Regions from separate parts of the Homo sapiens genome. Here all the other regions are linked to region 4. The links are chromatin loops, found by intact Hi-C in ENCODE. Cell type or tissue: PC-3. All regions are shown on one strand.

What was found. Peaks named below come from ENCODE experiments on the same cell type or tissue, not always from the same donor. Only the 100,000 strongest peaks of a DNase experiment are listed, where the experiment ranks them.
Region 1: it touches region 4 in a loop (5-fold over the local background); 9 of 110 quality-filtered maps call a loop at or near these places.
Region 2: it touches region 4 in a loop (6-fold over the local background); 14 of 110 quality-filtered maps call a loop at or near these places.
Region 3: a loop joins it to region 4, with 7 times the contacts of the local background. A loop is called at or near these places in 7 of 110 quality-filtered maps.

Annotation. Positions count from the first base shown.
Region 1 is chr5:90,432,410-90,437,409 of GRCh38, reverse strand. No RefSeq gene overlaps it. Among named protein-coding and RNA genes, the nearest start is that of CETN3, 25 kb to the right of the region's middle. RefSeq lists a silencer at 3,080-3,169. In PC-3, a CTCF peak has its summit at 3,089 (motif pointing right); a DNase peak (open chromatin) is centred at 3,099.
Region 2 is chr5:90,384,259-90,389,258 of GRCh38, reverse strand. No RefSeq gene overlaps it. Among named protein-coding and RNA genes, the nearest start is that of CETN3, 23 kb to the left of the region's middle. In PC-3, a CTCF peak has its summit at 2,950 (motif pointing right); no DNase peak of the experiment used is centred here.
Region 3 is chr5:89,728,115-89,733,114 of GRCh38, reverse strand. All of the region lies in intron 1 of LINC02161 (long intergenic non-protein coding RNA 2161), which reads right to left. Among named protein-coding and RNA genes, the nearest start is that of LINC02161, 150 kb to the right of the region's middle. In PC-3, CTCF peaks have their summits at 2,699 and 2,898 (motif pointing right); a DNase peak (open chromatin) is centred at 2,934.
Region 4 is chr5:90,263,111-90,268,110 of GRCh38, reverse strand. The region is part of intron 1 of LINC01339 (long intergenic non-protein coding RNA 1339); the gene reads left to right. Among named protein-coding and RNA genes, the nearest start is that of LINC01339, 24 kb to the left of the region's middle. In PC-3, a CTCF peak has its summit at 2,638 (motif pointing right); a DNase peak (open chromatin) is centred at 2,670.

The DNA of each region.
Region 1 (5,000 bases), 170 kb before region 4:
CATGGGCAACATGACAAAACTCCATCTCTACAAAAAAATACAAAAATTAGCCGAGTGTGGTGTTGCATGCCTGTAGTCCCAGCTATTCTGGTAGCTGAGGCAGAGGGATCACTTGAGCCTGGGAGGTAGAGGTTGCAGTGAGCCATGATGGTGTCACTAAACTCTAGCCCGAGTGACAGAGTGAGACACTGTCAAAAAAAAAAAAAAAAAAAGATATACAAAGATGGTCATTTGATCGCCTATCCAGATCAAGAGGGAAGGGGAAATATCAGGGATCGTTTTTTGTAGAAGATGATAACAATTTGAATTCCTTAATGAAAACTAGGAGCTTTCTAGATGAAAAAAGGTGGGAGTCAGGCAATGGCAGTGAATGATGAGAAAATGTACCATACATTAGGCACTAAATCTTATGTCTGGGTGTGGAAGTTGAAGGTAAAGTACAGTGCAGATAGGATGGGTAAATAAGCAGGACCAGGTTATGAGGAGTCTTGTGTCCTAAAGAGTTTTAACTTTACCCAGAAATAAATGGTGAATCATTGAAGTATTTGAGGTAGAGTTTGACCTTGTCAGAATTGGGTTTTAGAAAAAAGCATTCTGATACTACTGAATGAATGGGTTGGGTGATTCAAGAAAGGGAGAGTAACAGGAAGGTCAGGCAGGTAGAAAGTTGATATGATACTTAAAGCAAGGAATGTGAAAGCCTACCTTAAGGTAGTGTTGCTGGAGTGGAGAAGAGAGAAAGGAGAGATGCTAAAGTGATTAAACTGATGATACATGGAGAAAAAGGTGGGGTCGGTTGGGTAGCGGGGTGAAGAGAAGAAGGTAGAGTGAAGGATGACTCCCAGGTTTCTGGGTTGATTCTACTCATCTCATCTCTTTAGTGATAGTGTTTCCTCTTTTTAATTGGGAAGACCTTCCCTTTGCCATCTTTGTGCCAAGCACTTTGTACTTTAAGTAGCTGTATCATTTGTTGAGTGCTTACTATGTTCCAGGCATTACTATGATAAATACATTATCTCACTATAGAAGATGCTGTCAATGCCCTATCCATATCCCCTTGGCCCCATCTAGGAGTCACCTGCAGCCTTAGTGGATGGTTCCTATAAAAACAAAGCTTTCTACTTCAAGTCATGGATTTTCTGTGAGAGGGCTTTCTCTGTGTTCTGGACTATACCTGACCTGTGCTCAGGGGAGGCCAGAAGTGTCTGGGACGCTTGCCCAGGAGAAATTCTCAACCAGCGAGGAATGGGAAGTTAAGGATAACTACCCTTCCCAGCTTCCTAGCCCTGTGATGAAGAATCCCTGGTAGGATTTGGCCTCTTCTTCACCCAGGGGGTATGTGCTTGTTAACTGAGCCATTATTGGCTTTTCTCCTTGTCTCACATCATCACACTCTCACCTCCCAAATAAACTACTTGCACTCAAATTTTCATCTCAGATTGTGCTTTTGGGGAAACCTAAATTAAGGTACTCGATGCTCATTGCAACCCAATGAGGATGGTAAGAACTATTCCTGTCACCATTTTATATGTGTGTAAACTTATGCTTGGAGAGGTTAAATCAATTATCCCTATCACTTAGCTGGTAAATGCTAAAACCTGGATTCAAATCCAAAGGCTGTGATCTTAACACTAGGCTATATTGCCAGTCCTGAATTCCAAGATGCAAACTAGGCATCACTAGCTGTGGATTGAAAGCCAGAGGAAGCCTGCTTCAGTGCCTTTTAGGCAGCACTGAAACTGACTACTCTTTTCAGATTTCAATTCTTATTATTACAAATGCTGAGCCTGAGACTCGTCTGCCAGCACATCTTCCCTTTCCTCATGCCCACTTTAGTTGGTTAAAAATTCACTGTGTAGTTTCTTCCCCTTTTCTGAGCCTGGTAGTAATATAGAATTTAGAAGCTGGCCAGGTCATTTTTGAAGAAGGTCAGATGTAGTCACATAATGGCAAAAAGTGGTATGATGCATCAACCATTCTTAATTCTTTTTTCTACTTGTCAGATTTGCCTGCAGTACTTTCTTGGTTCAGTTCCTGGTTAAGAATTTGAAGTGAAATTGAATGATGAAAGGAAAAGGGCAATTGCTACTTGAGGTCAAGAAAAATAATGTGTCCAGAACCCAGCAGCAGCTCAGACTTTTCTCTCCTTGTCTACAATGTAAATGATTCATGTTGAAGGGAAGTACAGAGGAGAACCATGGAAAGCGGAAGATTTAATGTCAATTCCTTCATGAACTAGCGATGTGACATTAAGCAAATCACCTAACTTCTAAAGATCGTGCCTGGGCAGAGTAGTTTATGCCTATAATATGAACACTTAGAGAGGCCGAGGCAGGAGGATCACTTAAGGCCAGGGGTTCAAGACTAGCCTGGGCAACATAGAAAGACCCCACCTCTACAAAAAATTGTAAAAAAAGATCTTGGTTGTCATCTGAAAGAATAATTTCAAGTATGGATGGTCTGAAAGAATAATTTCAAGTAAGTTCTTTTCTAGTTTAAACATTTCTGTGGTTCTATCAAGCCCTGAGTTACAGTTGCCTAGATGAAGGAACCTCAGCTTCGAGTACACTGGTCCACTTCCCACTCTCTGCACATATTTGCACCTTCCTAAGTTTATGCTTTTTCCTGTGATTTTCCTTCCATATGTAATGGTTTGTCTTCTCTTATAAAATTTCAATTCAACTTTTATAATTTTTTGTCTTAATGATTGCAGAAATAATTGTGCCCTCCTCTGAAACCCTAAGCGTTTATTATCACACCACTTATCATATGGCACTTAGCATTTATAGCACAAGAAAACTCTGCAAGAGACATTATAGTAGGCATGGAGTACAGGATTAATTGCCAGAGAAGTGGTTTGGAGCGTAGTTCTCAACATGTGGTGGTCAAATCACATTGAGTTTCTAAGACTGTACTCCTTTCTCTCTCACTGATCACACCCATGCCACCATGTCATAACACTCCAGGATGAATACAATTAGTATATAAATGAATTCAAATACCTATGTAGGCCGTAATGCGTAAAGTGAAGCAGTACATTTGCAATAATGAGTGGAGGAACTCCCACAGAAAGGAGAGCGTAAGTCCCACCTAAAGGGGGCAGCAGTGCCTTGGCTGTGAGGTGGTACAGCACCCATGTGGATAGATTCTCAGTTCTTAAAGAAAAGTCAGAAATCTAAAGTCTTTGTTCCTGATTTTTAAATGTTAGCAACAAAATGAAACATTTTAAGCATACTTTCCATACATTTTATTTAGCTTGTAGGTGACCCCTGGTCTCTGGTCCACAAGTTTTCCTCAGCAAATTGCAGTCTGGCTTTTCCAGTGAGATTGCTTTTCCAAAAGTTATCCTACACCAGCTTTGTGACCCAAGGCAGATAATTTAACTTGTTTGAGTATCAGAGCTTTCTTGCCTATGATATCAACCTCATAGGATGTATGTGAACAGTAAATGAGAAAAATCCTGTAAAACACAGTACATAGAAGTTAACACAAAGTACTCCACGAATGTTTGTTCCTGCTCTGCTGCAACCATACTGCAATCTGGCCTTCTGTATCAACATGGCATACCTTTAAATACCTTTGTGCCATCTCTCCTTCTGCCAGTGCACACTCTTCTCCCCTCAGCCTCCGAGTTTTAACTTCTTGAGTAATGTGCCGTCTCAAGTTGAGTATAAATTTCTTGATAGTAAAGATTACTCGAGTTCTTCCCCTCCCCCATTTAAAAAACGGTTTTATGCTGGAAATTTTCAATCACGTACAATGTAGAGAGAACAGTATAATCAACCCTTGCATACTGACCCATCCTCAACAATTTTCTTTCTTTTCTTTTTTTTTCTTTTTGAGACAGAGTTTCACTCTTGTTGCCCAGGCTGGACTGCAACGGCTTGATCTCAGCTCACTGCAACCTTCGCCTCCAGGGTTCAAGCAATTCTCCTGCTTCGGCCTCCCCAGTAGGTGGGACTACAGGTGTCTACCACCACGCCCAGTTAATTTTTGTATTTTTAGTAGAGATGGGGTTTCACCATGTCAGTCAGGCTGTTCTTGAACTCCTGACCTCAGGTGATCTACCCGCCTCGGCCTCCCAAAGTGCTGGGATTACAGGCATGAGCCACCATGCCTGGCCCCTGAACAATTTTCAATGCATGGCCGATTTGGTTTCATCTACACCCTCACTAACCAATTCCCCCTGACACTGCATTATTTTGAAGCCTGCTAAAGACATCACATCATCTCACTTGTAAATACTTCAATAGTTAAACAGCTTTTTAAGGAATGTGTGAGAAAGAAAATAATGCTGTGGAAAGATTATTAATGATGATGGGGAGGTAGAGGGCAAGCAGGAGAGACTGACTAGTAATATGTATCCTACAAAGATGAGGGTTCTTTTCTTTCCAAGATTTAAAAATTTAAAAATTCTGCATAAGCCAGTACTACACAGCTTGAACAAAATATGTGGGCACATTCTGGCCATCAGGCCATAAGTATGCAAGCTTTGCTATAAATAATAAATGGGGAAAGGGGCAATCAGCAAGGGATAGACTCATAATAGCGTCAGTTTAAAGGAAGGAATTCAGTCTCCAATTGCCAGGTAAACTTGTGAGTTTTAAAATGGTTTCCACCTTAGAGTTCTCACAATTAGAAAAAAATTTTAGAATACGTTTTGCATAAGTCTTGGTTGATAATAGAAATGCTGTGACTATTTTTAATTAATTCATTCTGGCTGCCAATACCAACATTTCACAAAATGTGCTTTTGCTGAGGTTACCAATTTTGTCAAGCCCAGCTGAGTTGACCAGTTTCTCCTATATGGTTTTCAGCATGACCGGTTTTCTCCTGTTTTTTTTTTTTTCTTCTACATTGATCATACCACTTAACAAACTGCTAGCTTTGGTCTTGAACTCTCTCTCTCTCTCTCTCTCTATATATATATACACATATATATACACATATATATACACACATATATACACATATATATACACATATATACACATATATAC
Region 2 (5,000 bases), 120 kb before region 4:
AGGGCGATCATTTTCACTGTATGGTGTTACCTAGACTGCCTATCCCCAGGGTCTTCCAAAAGTCCATGTACGTTTGACAGCATGGAAACGTGTACTGTTGTAGAGCATAAATACTAGAGACTTATTGATGGAAGCCTATTTCTGATACGTAGCTTTTTAAAGACCACTCAATATACATAAACTAAATGTTAAGTGACAAAAATATTTTCAAATTATATTTCCTACCATTTAGGACCTCCTTAAATTTAACAGCAGGTTAAAGGTTTGGGGTTGGCTTATTTTTTAAGAAAATATACATTTTGATTGTTTTGAAAGTTTATACATTTAAGGTTTCTACCAAACAGGTAGATATAACCATACTTTCAGCAAGATTACATTTTCCTTTTTCTATTAAGATTTAAAATGTTCCATTAAATCTGAGTAGCTAGCCAAAACTGAGCTTTCCAGGAGACTTTCTATACCAGTCTTGCTGGGAGATAATTGTTGCTAATCTAAGTCCAAGGGATAGTGGGATGTTTTTCAACACTGGCAATAAAAACAAAATAACTCTTTCAAAGAGGGAGAAGCAAGATTTGGATTCTAAGAATTTTCCTTGTGAAAGAAAACTTTGTTTATATCTAATTGGTTGATTTCACTACTGTAGCAAAGATACAAGAAAAAAAACTGGGAAAGATTTTTAAAAACTAGAAAATTAACAGTCTATTTCATGTCGTTTGGGGAAAAATTAAATGACATTATGTTTGTGAAAATGTTTTGTGAATTGCAAAGTTATATTAAAATTAATTGTTATAGTTATGCTTCTTCTGTAGTTTGAATTATTGGCCTATGGGCCCAAGTGCTTATAGTTCTACAATCTGATCCTGGAAGTTCTGGGGTCTTGAGGGCCTCTAAGGAGCTGTTGGTTGTACCCAAACCTAGCTAGCTAGGATACTGCTTGGGGGTAAATTCTAAACTCAGATTAGTTTCTTTGGAGTATTCATAAACAGGTGAGCAAGGCAGTGTTCAGTCCATTTGGAGGAAATGTATTCTTAGGGAGCATGGATAAAATATATGCTATTAACATTTGGTTGAAATCAGCTTAAAAATCATGGTTTATAGTTCTACCTAAGTTATATTAAAGTCAAAGGTTTTTAAAAATTATTTTCAAAAAGCTAAACTTGATTGCTGGCAGCTATTAGGGTCTAAAGAGTTAATTCATGTGAAAAAGAGATAGAAAAGGCAAATCTTTTTAAAAGAGTTCTTAGTTTCTATTTTATTTATACTTTATGTAACATCTTTTTTTTTTCCAAAAAAGGATTGTAGCACACTTCTCCAACACAAATTCAGTAAGATTATTAAATTAGAAATAACAGATCACAAACTATATAGAAATAAGAAGAGACAAATGCAGTCAACTTCAGTTATTTGGGGTCAGATGGAGGAGTGTTCAGATCAACCATATTAAACATAGCAGAGACCTGGACAAGGCTCATCTCCCAACCAAGTAATTGCTGCTGTTTACCACTTTTGCTCTCACCTTCTCCCCCTTGTCTCCCACGAGATTAGAGAAGTGCTGAGTTAACGAGAGGCATGTCTGGTTAAAGTAGGGTTGAGAACCCAAAGGAGACCTTCCCAGCACTACAGGGGAGGGAAAACGCTAGACATCTGCTGTACTTTAATATTGTTAGTCTACAGACCAGTCAAATTGCTCCTATATAATCAAGAAATTTGTTCTAGGAACCCAGGATGAAATAAAAGGTGCATGAGGGCCTAGAGGTAAAGGAGAGCTTAATTTAGAATACAGCTTACAGTATGGATGTAGAGGTTTTCTGAAGTGTAAATTAATTCACATACTCTTTATTGGTTCAATGACATACTCCATATACTACTTACTTACTGAAAAAAATCAAGAAACATGAAATTAAAGAGATTAAGATTGCTGTAGTGTTTGACCATCTAAAAACATTGCTCAGGATTCTGATGAATTCAGTGTTGAGGAATACACCATCCATATCAATAGCTGCTTAGTTGTTCTTAAGCCTCAGGGAAACCAGAGATTTAGGGCTTATGTAGGGGAAATGTACAGGAGTCACAGGGAAATGGTGAGCGGCAGTGGGACGCTGATGCCAGAGAAAGGACTCATGGAGTGGTTATTGACCTATAGGTTCAAGAGATTTGCAGCTCTATAATCGGATCTTGGATGTTCTGGGATCTCCGGGACCTCTACAGTGTGGGAAACAGTTACAAAAAGATAGTATCATCTAAATTTCAGTTTTTGCCCCAGGCTGACACTGCTGGAACTTTCATTTTCAAGAGAGTATGGAATGAAATCTGGGTTCCATATTGTTCCAAGTTGATTATGCTTCTGGGTGGGCATCCACTGGTAGAACTGAATGGGAACACATGGTTCTGGTCTCACTTTAAGAACTCCTGTTTTATTCATGCATAGAAGTTGACACACTTTTTCCTTCCATTATATATCACTTGTTAAGGTATCACCTCATGTAACCCAACAATGAAGGGTGTATGTATCTCATGGTATTTCCATATGGTAATTGTCTTGTGAGTCTTCAATGAACAACGATTGTTCTTTCCCAGCTAAGGAGACATTTGCCTTGTATACAGGAATATATATATAGACCAATAAGAGGAATCATTAACTAGACTCTTATAATCTATGAATGTGATTTTTAAAAGCTTCATTATTTTGCATATTTAATTTTGTTAGTCTCTATCAACTAAGACTTTATGTTTTGGGGAATGTTCTTTCTAGGCAGAAGGGTTTGATTCCTGCAATTATGAATGTTACTAGGTACAAATTCACCTGCAGAAGGGATGACAGTCAATTCACAGGCCTTCTAAACTCCTTCTTTATTCATTTATTCAAGGAAGAATGGCACTTAATTACTCAAATTAAGATAGTGACTTGGAAAGAGAAAAATAGAACAAAATATATTTTCAATCTCCACCAGGGGGACCTATTGCTGCAACAAAAAAATGAATCTGAGGAAGAACATTTGTTTTACACAACAGTTACATGATATTATAGTTTTATTTTTTAAGTGTATACACCTATTTGAAAAAAAGTGCTTTTTATATTCCACATAATGGTATTTCTTGTGGTATAATTTTATTTTTACATTATATCTAGTAATTAAAATAGAAAAATAAACAAAATATGAGGTTTTCTTGATTTGTTAGTTAAGCTTTTTAAAAGTAGAATAAACTATTAAGTGAAAATATAAATTCAGTCTTTATTTGAGAAGAATTTCTGTTTAATATATCTACAAGATTACCTAAAGAAAGCAGAGAAAACTCTTTTTCATGAAAACATATCTTCCTAAATTTTGCGAATTCAGTATGTCTTATCCCCTACTCCACTGGCTTTTGTCTGGGATTTAAAGGCTTATAGTTTTTATGAAACATTTTCATACTATACTATTTATAATTACAAAATAGGTAAGTTCTATAATCACAAAGTTAGTAAATCTATCCTTTTGCCTCACTTCTAGTTGTGAGACATTCTATTTTCTGCTTTGAGATTATGCATGCTTTCTTAGCATCAAGTGCTATTTTATTTATTTATAGTCATATATATCTTAATATTCCTTATTTTTTACGGTTCAAATATTCTCTTTCTGAGAGCTGTATAATTTTCTAAATTCTAGATGTTTTTATCTGACTTATATGACTACCTCCTTTCTGAGTTCATTGATTAGAAGTGATTTATATTAATGGGTGTCAGTGGTGAAGAAAGTTTACCAACACTGTGGGACAGATATTACCATGTCCATTTCTCAGATCAGGAAATTGACGCTGAGAATGATTACGTTACTCAGTTAATGTAATGTTTTCTACCATATGATTCTAAGCCCAATATTATTAAACACACAGTTAATTTTAACACATCTCAGATATGAGCAAGCTATTGTTCTTGACATACTTCCTCAACCTAGACCAGATTAGTGAACTCATAATTTGAGTGTTAATGGGCCTTCTATCCCAGACATATTCTTCTGCGTGATAAATTCCTTGTTCTAAATAACTTATTTGGATAATTTTCCTTGTCCTGAATAAACACCAACCTACATAATACCATACTTTAGATGTAGCAAGAGATTTTTAAATATATATACTGCAATTATACATTTGGCCAAGCAAGGTTGTAATGATGCCTTTGAACTTTTGGTTACATGTACACACACATACAAACATAAACACACACACTACTTTTTTCTCCAAATAAAATTATTAACTCTACCTTATGAAGAACTGAATAAAGTTCAATAATAATGAAATAAAAATTTACATTAGACATATGAAATCACTCATATTAATGAAATGCAAAATTAAAGTACACCGAGGTACCACTTTTACTTATTCAATTATTTTTGTAATATACTCTGTTAAATGCAAGGAGGAGGGGAAATAAACCAGAATCCTTTCACTGCTGGCATTACAAATTGGTACAACTCCCACAGAGGGCAATTGGTAACATTACAAATAACTACACCACATGATCTAACAGATCTCTTGGAATTTAGCCTATGGATATACTTGTACACATGCAAAATTGTTTATGTTTAAGACTATTCATTATAGGTTTTTTATAGCGAAAATTGGAAACAAATCAAATGTCCCTTGTTGGGAGGCTAAATAATTGGAATACTATACAGCTGTTAAAAAGAATGAGCAAGAGGTCTATACTGATATGCAAAGAGCTTCAAGCAATATTAGATGAAAATGGCAAAATGCAGAACAGTCTTATAGTAATCTATTTGTGTAAAAAAGGAGGAATAAGAATATATATTTATATTTCATTTTATATACATAAAGAAACTCTTGAAGAACACATAGAGAACTAATAAAAGTGATTACCTGCTTGGGATTGGAGGCAAAGAGGCAACTGGTGACAGACAGGGGTAGGAAAGACACTTATTTTCTTTTGCTAGAATATTCTACCTATATTTTAAAAAGTGTGTGTGAGAGAGAATGAGAGAGAGGGAAAGAGAAAATGTGTA
Region 3 (5,000 bases), 530 kb after region 4:
TAGATAATGCACTCTACTCAAAGCCCACTTCATTTTATACACACTACTAAATACATTAAATACATATATAGAAGCTGATATCCTTAGATCATATTCTCTGTCTATTTAGTCTCTTTGAACCCTTCAAATTCATTTTTTTTTCCTGCCAGTGCTAACTAGAGACTATATGATGTGTTGTATTCATTTGGAACAAAAACCTTTATAAAAACAATAATAGGATAGAAAGCATCAACAAAACCTCTACTATTTCAGTCTTTACCATCTCCAGCTCTGACATTTGGACTTGAAATTTAGAGATAATCTATTAAACTGCAGTGAGAATTGTTTATCAATTCACCAAAAGACTTTCATTCAGAGGAATCCAGGTTCCCATTTTCATAGCAAGTTTATAACTCAACATAAATGTCAAGGCTTAAAGAATATTGAAACACAGCATGGATATTTATTTGAAGAAAATCATTTGATAAATTTCAGAATGTGGAGTTTAGTTTATTTTTTAAAGAACCTGTCAAAGTATATTGTTGGGTTAACTAAATAATACAGTTTTCCTGTGGTAGGTTGCTACGTTCACCACAGTTATAATGTGCCTTTCTGTCTACCTTCATTCCATATGTATGGTAGCAGATGCTTGCATGGCTATTTGTTCATTCTTATTGATGTGCTTTTGAAAACCCAGTGAGAAAGAATGCCTTCACAGCGGATGCCCTCCTACCTACATTCAATACACATTACCCATTTCTAGCAGCTTAGCTATATCTCACTGAAACTACCCATGGTTCAAACATGCTCTTTCTCATAGCACAAACTAGTGCTTTGGCAGATGCTACCTGTATTCCTAATCACTGATGATGCCAATTGTAGAGACATAACTGGAGATCATTAACCATTTGATGTGGATTTTAAAAATCAGCTTTTCTTCAAACATTCTGTTAAAATAAAAATTGGAGTGTTTTTCCTCTTGTCATTGTTTTCTTTATTCTTTGTTAGAATATTACTAATAGTAAAAAAAACTTGTTGAATTACCGATTTATGTAAACTGTGCTAAAAGCTTTATATGTTAATTTCACTTGATCCTCAAAACAACCTTACAAAGCAGAAGACGTGCTATTTTTATGCCCTCATTACTGGTAAGAAATATAAGGCACAGAGAAGTTAAGTAACTAAGGCCAAGTAACTAGTAATATTAGAGTTGGGATTCCAATCCAGGCAGCCTCATTTCTCATCTTGCCCTGCTAACTGCTGTGCTTACACAGCATTAGACCAAGAGAGGAAGGCACCAGCACTAGACGGAATTATTTAAAGGTCTTTCTTTCTGATTTTTTTTTGGCATTGATTATAATCAATGTTAATCTAAAATTTCCCCAAATAATATAATATTATATTTTAATATTAATTAGAGAGCCAAACTACTAAGACTTACTAGTCATAGACTATTACCATGTAGAGGGACTTGTGCCATTATTCCATCCTACTACACATTATATGAACTGGGAATCTGTGATCTTTGAAGAAAAGTTATTTTTCTCAACTCCTATACCTAGTTAGAATCAGAGTCAGGGTGTTAATGAATTGGATTTCTTTCTTAGCTGTAAAAATAAGACAAATTCTAGGGCAATTTTACTATCTTTTTCCTTTAGGGGATTTTTTTTAAACCTAAGTACATTGTATTTAGCTGATGTTTACTATATGTACACATGAAAACTTAGAGTGCATACATGCATACATACATAAGTATTTAATTAAATTCCAACTACTTCCAAAAATGTTTTGAAGCAGTTAGATCACCATTGTGGGTATATGAGAAAAGATTCGCTCATAGCAAAAGTGTAAATAACTTGCTGATAGCTAAAAGATTACATTGATGAGCAATGATTTTTTTGGTAGATGGAAATCCTAAACTTTTTCTGATTCCATTGGAAAATACCAAAGAAGGAATTTCAGTAATGCATTTTGAAAATATTATTTGAGAAAATATGTATGAATTTGTTACACTGTGTGTTCTATGGGCAGAATTTTACCACTTAAATACTTCACACTTTTATGCAGAGGCCAATTCTACATCCAACAGTTTAGATCAGAAATGATTAAGAAAAAAAATTTTTCTGAGAGATTCATGAGTGTAGAAAGGAGCTGCAGATATTTTTGACAAAAGAGTTAAATTTCTTTGAGCTCTGTACAAAGAGAGAAGGAGCAATGACAAAAATGTCTTTATAGGATTTTTCAACACTCTTCGTGCCAGGTGTAGAATACTTTCAGCTGTTCCATCTACTCCTTTGATTCACTTGGAATCTGGCTATATGACATCAAAAAAAGCTTTTAATCTAGACATGTGTCCATTAGTTTTTCTCCTTATGGAACAGGAGAATTTACACTTTATTTGGCAATTACATTGAGGATTTCCAAGAAACATTTTTATGTTTCTGTTATCACATTTTAGTGTTCTTTAGGTAATCAAATATCACCTTGATCCCAGCAATTTATATTATTTTCCAAAAAACAGGCGTCGTGGGGATCCCTCATGTATCCTGCATTCGCCTCTTAGAATAGTTTTCTTCCATTTTTCAGCGTAAATGACTATTGTCTTTGTTCAGTCGTAGAACAACATATATCCCACACTATATACTCAATAAATACTCCTAAAACTAATGAGCTTTGTCTTTTTTTAAGTCAGTGTTGAATTATTTCATTTAGTCAACAATTTGCTTCATTTTGAGTGAAAATCAACAATTATTTTGATCACTCATTATGCATTTAGTCTTTGCATGTGCTCCATTCTGCATATTAATAGAAGATGATCCTCATTGTAATACTTGTTTTAATATTCTCAACTGTCATAACCATTATCATCAGAGGAGTCACAGCAATATTATTTAGAGATGTACACTAGAGGGTGGTGTTTTACCTGGACACTAGACCTCTCAATGCATTGGCTTTGAGGAAGAATGGAAATTTTTTCCAGGAAATGTTCCCCATGTTTAATGTTATATAATTCTCAGCACATATGCCCCATTAACAAAGTTGATAAACCCTAGGGAATGGAAGCAGAGTCTGAGTCACTTGGCGGCCTTGCTATCTGGTTTCTTCAACACATTCCTGTAGGTGTTTGGTTTTTCTGAGCTCCACATGCAGAGTGTCACTTGAAAACCAAAACTGATCACTAGGTGAGAATATATTTGACTCCTTCTAACTACAAGCAATTAGAAATCAAGTGAGGCAAATAGTGAACCTGAGCAAAGCTCTTAAATTAACCACTTCAATTTTAACAACCTCTGAGCCAAACATGAGTACTTCCATGCCTGACCTGAAAAGAAGAACAGAAATGATCAATGGTGGTGAGAAAAGTTATCTCAGGAAGAGCTCTTTTTTTTCTGTGTGTTTCTTCTGCTTTTTACGTAGTGCTAAAAAATAAAAATAGAAATAAAAGCTTCTAATCTAGTGCAGCCTGACATTCATAATATCTTGCAAGGGATGATCAAAATGTTGCTACACTTGTTCCCCCCTCAATAAACATTTTTATGTTAATAACAGGTTATGGCTTGGATTTAACTCATTTTGCTTCTAGCTGGTGCTCTCATTTGTGTGTTTTTCTCAATTGACTCTTACGATTTTGGTTTAATTGTTGCTCAAATCATGAGTTCTATTGTGGTTTCTTATGACAAATGTTCCAAATTTTAATTGACTTTTACCTGGACATGTGAATAACATCATGAAAGGGGGAAAATCCTCAAATTTATTGCTCTCAAATTTCCCTCCAGGAGAAAATTATTCTCCCTGCTCTGGCCAGTGGAAATTTGCTTATAATGCAAGCAAGTCTTGATCTGATGTTGCCGGTTTTCAGACCTATATTCTTTATTATTCTTCACCATCATCTGATTTGGAAAGACTGCTGGAATCAAGATCTGCTGGAATAAATTTTTAAAAACACTATTTCATATGATCAAATTAAAGTTGAATTGACTGGTTCCTATTAAAGTTAAGCCCCGTCTAATACAGTCAAACTCTCTATTGAAGCTAGGTACACGCTTTCCTTCAAATGTTCCTTAGCATTTGGCTCTGCTGTTTCTATGTTCCCCTTTCTTCAGTGATACGATAACATTGCAATAATACTTAAACGCTGACACAACAGAAAACCTTGCCAGTTTGGCTCCCAACCTTGGCAAGCTTTTTGTTATAGTTGCAACCCAGCTTACTCCTTGAATTGCACAAAACTTTCTTAGCTCCTCCACAGCATGTCGTGTACAGGGGACTAAAGAGGAAAAGTAAGAGAGATGCTAATTTTAGACAGAGAATAGTAAATAGGACAACAAATAAAAGCTCTGTTTTGGCACATTGGAACTTTCTTTTTTCCCTTTTAAATGTGTGATTCCTTTTCCCAAATGTTGCACTAGATTTATTTTTAAAGGTGTCATCTATTTCCATTCCAGTGCTATGTCATCTATAATTTAAATTTATGAGATAAATCTTGAGGTTCACCAGTGAAGCAGCTGGAAAATTCTAGCCACTTTGCCATTGAAAATGCAGATTTGCTGAAGGTTTTTGTGTCTGACAAGCCCCATTGAAAGTACCTCACTCCCTTTCCTGACAAGCATCCATCAACATGTAATATTTATTCCTCTGTTTTAGTTTCACTACAAATAATTGGCGGTCCCTCAGCAAGAAGACAGTTTCCTGCTGAGGCAGTACCACCTGTACAGCTTCACTGAGCCGAGAACAAATGCTCTGAAAAGAGAGCTTTCCTAGAACTGATGGATAAAATGAATGAGGGATATTTACTGAAATGAGGGAAAACTGAATTTGCTCCTTTAGTTATGTCATTATTGTGACTTCTGCAATCCTCCTTCTATCACCATCAGAATGGCAATGAAGCATTCATAAATACATTTTACTGCTGACAAGAAAAATATTCTTGTTGACTTATCTTCAACCCCTCTATTTCTCCACCTCTCTCTCTCTCTCTAAATCTTTAACTTCACAATGATTACCTTCGCCAGACTCAATCT
Region 4 (5,000 bases):
CAATAAAAATGGGAGAAAAAACACAAGAACATCAAGGTTTATGTATATAATTAAAATCTTTTTTCACCATCAGTCATTTTCATTTTCCAAATTGATACTATTTTTAAAAAATTAAATATGTATATATATATTTGTATTTTGACGATCATCTTCATCACGGTCATTCTTTGAACCAGGAAAAAATGAAATTATATTACAACTGTGCGACCAGACTGCTGAACAGGTTTGTTGAATTCTGTGTTGTGGGCTTAAGAACCAGCACGTGCCCTGGCGAAGTTCCTCTTGAACATGCTCCTGTTCTTCTGAGTCGGTGATTCAGGCACGGATGAGTTCAAGTTCGTTTACACAGGGGCTCTTTCTTTCTGGCTCTTAGTATGTAAATTTGTGAATACTATATAGACAATGATGAATGGTACCTTGATTAATTAAGTCTGTGAATGCTATTTTATTTTAGAGACTAAAAGGGTAAACTTCTATGTTGTCTAAATGTTGTTGGCTAGTGGGGGAAGGGACCAGAAAACAAGGCCATCTTTCCTATATTTGGCTTCTAACTACACTCTGTTATGATTTAAAAAAACTGAAGCTCAGACATTATTTTATTTTTAGTGCCCCCAGATGCCTTAATCAGGGTGCCTTTTTGTTATTGTTTTTCTGCAAACTTCCAGACTTTTCATAATGTATTACCCGAACCCTCTATTAGAGAGATGACAACAAAGTAATGTGGCAAGTATTAGCCTGAGTTTGCTTTCTTCATCAAGAGAAAAGCTATTAGAAATAAAATGCCAGCAGTTTTTTCAAAAACTGGTTTAGAGACCGATAGTTCTCAAAGCATGGTCCCTGGACAAGCAAGCATAACATTGCCTAGAACTTGATAAAAATGCAAATCAGTAGGGCCTACTGAAGCCCTACGGAATCAGGAACCCTGGAAATATGCTCAGCAATCTGTGTTTTTACAGGCCCTCTGGGCTTGTGAGCTCAAGTTTGGGAAAGGATGTCTAGAGAGCAGGGTTCTTGTTTCAGTTCTGCCATTTTCTAACCATTAGGTCTTGGTAAATTCACTTAACTTTTCTGAACCTTTGGTTCTCCCATCCATAAAGTGGGAGATGATCAACAATGGCTCTTCCAGTTCTAACATTCTGTAAATCTGGGATTCTAATTACTTGGTGAAAGAAAATTCATTAGGGAAAAACAATGCCTAGACATCTGGCTACAGTGATAAATCTGATATTGCTCAGTTATATACAACTTCCACATGTTTAATGTACAGTACAGTGATCCTTCTCAATCCTCATTAATTCTGTGTCTTCCTTGTAGCTGTTACTGTAAAATAAAATGAGCCTGCTAAATAACTCAAGACCACTTCAATTGCAAATAAGTAGAATAGATAACAGTGATCTTACTTTTAATTGCTGAAGATGATATAAAGCATCAGTGATATTATAAAGTGTAATTCAAAAGTACACAACTTTCATTAGAAGACCTTCCTCCCAAATTCATCATAAGCCGAAATAATGCTCAGAAAGTATGTAATTAAGTCTATAAGCAGTAATAGAGTGATGTGACCCCTTTTTACATTCAGTAACATATTTAAAGTTAAAAAATGATAAACATAAATTTTACTAAAGATCTGCTGAAACACACTTCTAGTACTCTGATGGAGATTAGTTGGCTCAAATGGCCAAAGGGCAAATCTTTTACTGTAAGATTTTCTATTCTCCTAAAAGTAACTTTCGAAGTGCAACATGTTTTTCAATTCATTCAGAGGTATGTTACATGGTTTGGGAAGCTATAGCTTTACTGAAAAATGCTATATGTATGTTTTTGTTAGTATTAGATGTGAACATGAATATTTAGATCATATAAACTGGGATGCAGGTCTGCTCTAAGTGGCTATGAACCCTGGGTACTGAGAAGTGCAGGTGCTGACATCTTGTGTATTTTTGTAATGTTAATACTGCAGACAAATTAACCTTCTTCATCCCATTATTGTACTAATCTGAGTCATTATTTAAATGTAAAAAACATGCCAATTTTTAAAAGACACACCAATGATAAATCTGCTTTGACTAATGTGAAGTAACTGGACAGAAGATTCCTGATGTTAAAGAGAAAAATGCACACACAACACACCACACACATGTGACATGGGTATGATCTGACTTTCCTTGTCTGGGTCTGTTCATAATTTCATTCAATAGAGTTGAATACAATATACACTTGGTTGCTTTGTTTAAAAGCCTCTAGCCGTGTATGTTCTTGCTTTTTTCTTATACAATAGAATGCTAGTAATTGTAAGCTTGTTTATGATATTGTGGAAGCAATATGAATATGATAGTTTTTATTATTTTTGTAGCTTATATTCTTGGTTTATATAAATCAGGCAGCTATTTTAAAAAATATATTTGCAAGTGAGGTCTTGAAGAAGCTTCATATAAAATTATATGATGCATTTCAATTGAGGGTGACTCTTCAGTATTTTGAAGACAGTTATCATGTACTGTCACTTATAATAAATAATTGCAAATTGTTTTCTTTTGGCTTTAGGTGGACACCGAAATTCTTTGCCTGAAAACCTTTTAAAAATATGAAAACAAGACAAAAAATGGCTGGGTTTTCTTTTAGAGTGGCAATGTCATTTGTCCAGAAGGGGGAGCTCTCAGTCCGCATGCAGCGGAGCAAGGCAGACAGTCTGGTATCTTATCTGCTGCTTGGGAAATTGTCTGACAGGAAAATATCAACACAAACCATGCGATTTGCCGCTGGAGCACGCTGGACCTCATCTGCTTAAAAAGATGCACGGATATAGTCATCACAGTTCATAATTTAATAAACTGCTAAAAAAACCACACATTTTCATTTTAGCGACTTTGGTCTCACAACTAAATTCACATTGCTACAAAGACATTTGAATTTTGCACTAATATGTCATGAGCACTGCACCCATTGCAAATTAATGAGTCTCTGAATAGCACTGTGCATTTGTCATTTGAATTTATGCTAATGCAGTGAGGTCTCCTGGTGATGCTGATAGTCCATAGCAGCTGCTTGAACCACAAAATATATCGGCACTTCCCTTCTACTTTATATTGCTACCTCCTTTTTTGGCTTTTCTGGCCTGTCACTTAGGCAGAAATTCTGTAACTGGTTATTGATAGGGCTGCTAATTATCTGTGACTTTACACTATTGGCCTAACCCCCAACACTGAGAAGAAGTAATGGATCAGTGTTGAGAGAATTATGTACATCACATAGAGACAGTCTCAGACCAGGAGGTCAGGAGGAGTTCACTGAGAACCAATGGTATTTATAAAGGATGTTATATGTAAATTGGCAATATTTTTTCAGTGATATCATGTCATTTATATCAATAAATCAATCTAAGAAAGTGACTGTAATTTTTGTAACCGTAATGAACAGCATTTATATGTGTGTGCAAAAATAGAAGGGGGTCCTTTCATTTTTTTCCTTTTCTAGTCACATTGCAATCTGAAAAAATGATCATCAGGGATGCAGAGTCTTCATTATGGTTCTACAAACTGCCTGTTGGTCAAAGAGATGGGGTAACAAAGAATCCAGTGATGGGATTATTGGAGTAAGGGGAGGGAGAAGCGCAAATAACTATTTTTATGGGACAAGTTCATGACAAAGGGGTCCCAGTGTCTGTTGTTGTTTTCTTTCCCAAGTCTTAATTGTGAAATCAAATTTTTTTCTTAGATTAGTGCTTCCATTTGACATGCTTCTAGAAGTAAGAATGAGGTATGTAGAATTTATCCTAATGGATTCAGGAAATCAAATTTGGTGTTTAGAAATAAGGCAAAAATTAAGCAGAAAATTAAAAGCTAAAAACAAAAGTATACATCTGGATTATACATCTTATAGAAAACTGTTCCTGATTTTAAGAAATGCTTTTTCACCTAGGGCCAAATTTTTTTCTTTCAAATAAAAAATTTTAAAAGAGATAAACAAATATACATTCTGGTTAAAATGTAGCATGGTTAGCATTAATTTCCTAGGTTGTAAATGAAGCGGAGAAAAGAAAGAGTCAATTCCTGAAATACTTTGAGGAGAAAAACACATTCCAAGACTGATGTGTATAATTGTTAGTGATGTCAGGAAGTACAGAGTGTAAAAGTCAAAATGACCTGTTTATCTCCAGTAGTGCCCAAGAGCAAAAAGACTCATTTCTGAACAATGAAACTCACAAAAGAAAGAGGATTTTTTATCCTGACTCTACAGCCTAGTAAGCTGCTCAGAGCACAAGCAGAAGATGCAAACATTCCTTTTTATCTCTACCTGTTGGCCTCAACCTAAGGGTTAAAGGGCCACTCTAGAGAAAGAAACTTGACTGGGAAGGCAGCAAATAGATTCTTTACTACAGCTCCTCCGTTTTCCATCAAGGAGAGGAGACGTTTTCACTCTTCTTGGAAAAACTTTGAAATGTAAACTGTTTCGATTGATGGCTCCTTCTGGCCCTGGCAACTCTTTTTGGTAGCTGGTGCTCTTTCTGTAATACTTGTTAAAAACGACTCCGTAGCAAAGATGTTGTTTTTTATATGATTTTTTTTTAAGTCAGCGCATGTGTGCGTACAGACAGGCTCTCATCTTGCACGGCGGAGACTGGCAGGTGAACACCTACTCCTGTTGCCCTTATTCATTTGCAATACTTTATAAGATTAGTCTCTTTGAAAGCTGTTTTCAGTCTAAACTGTCAATCCTCTTCGAATGTGGTCCCTCTCACTGTGAATGACTTCTTAGAACTTGTGAGAACACTGTGGCCTGAAAGTCCCTTCCTAGCCCAGAGAGTCCTCCATGCGTCACTGATAACTTGCCCCTAAACTTTCTACAGTAAGGTTGCCTGGGGACAGCTTTAAAGAACCAGATACGCAGCTAAGGTATCATATGTTTAGAGCAGTCTTTATGTACACAATTTCTGCCACTACCCACATGATTTTAATCATACTATCTTAGGGTAGAAATTTCATTTTCATTCAGTTATCTAT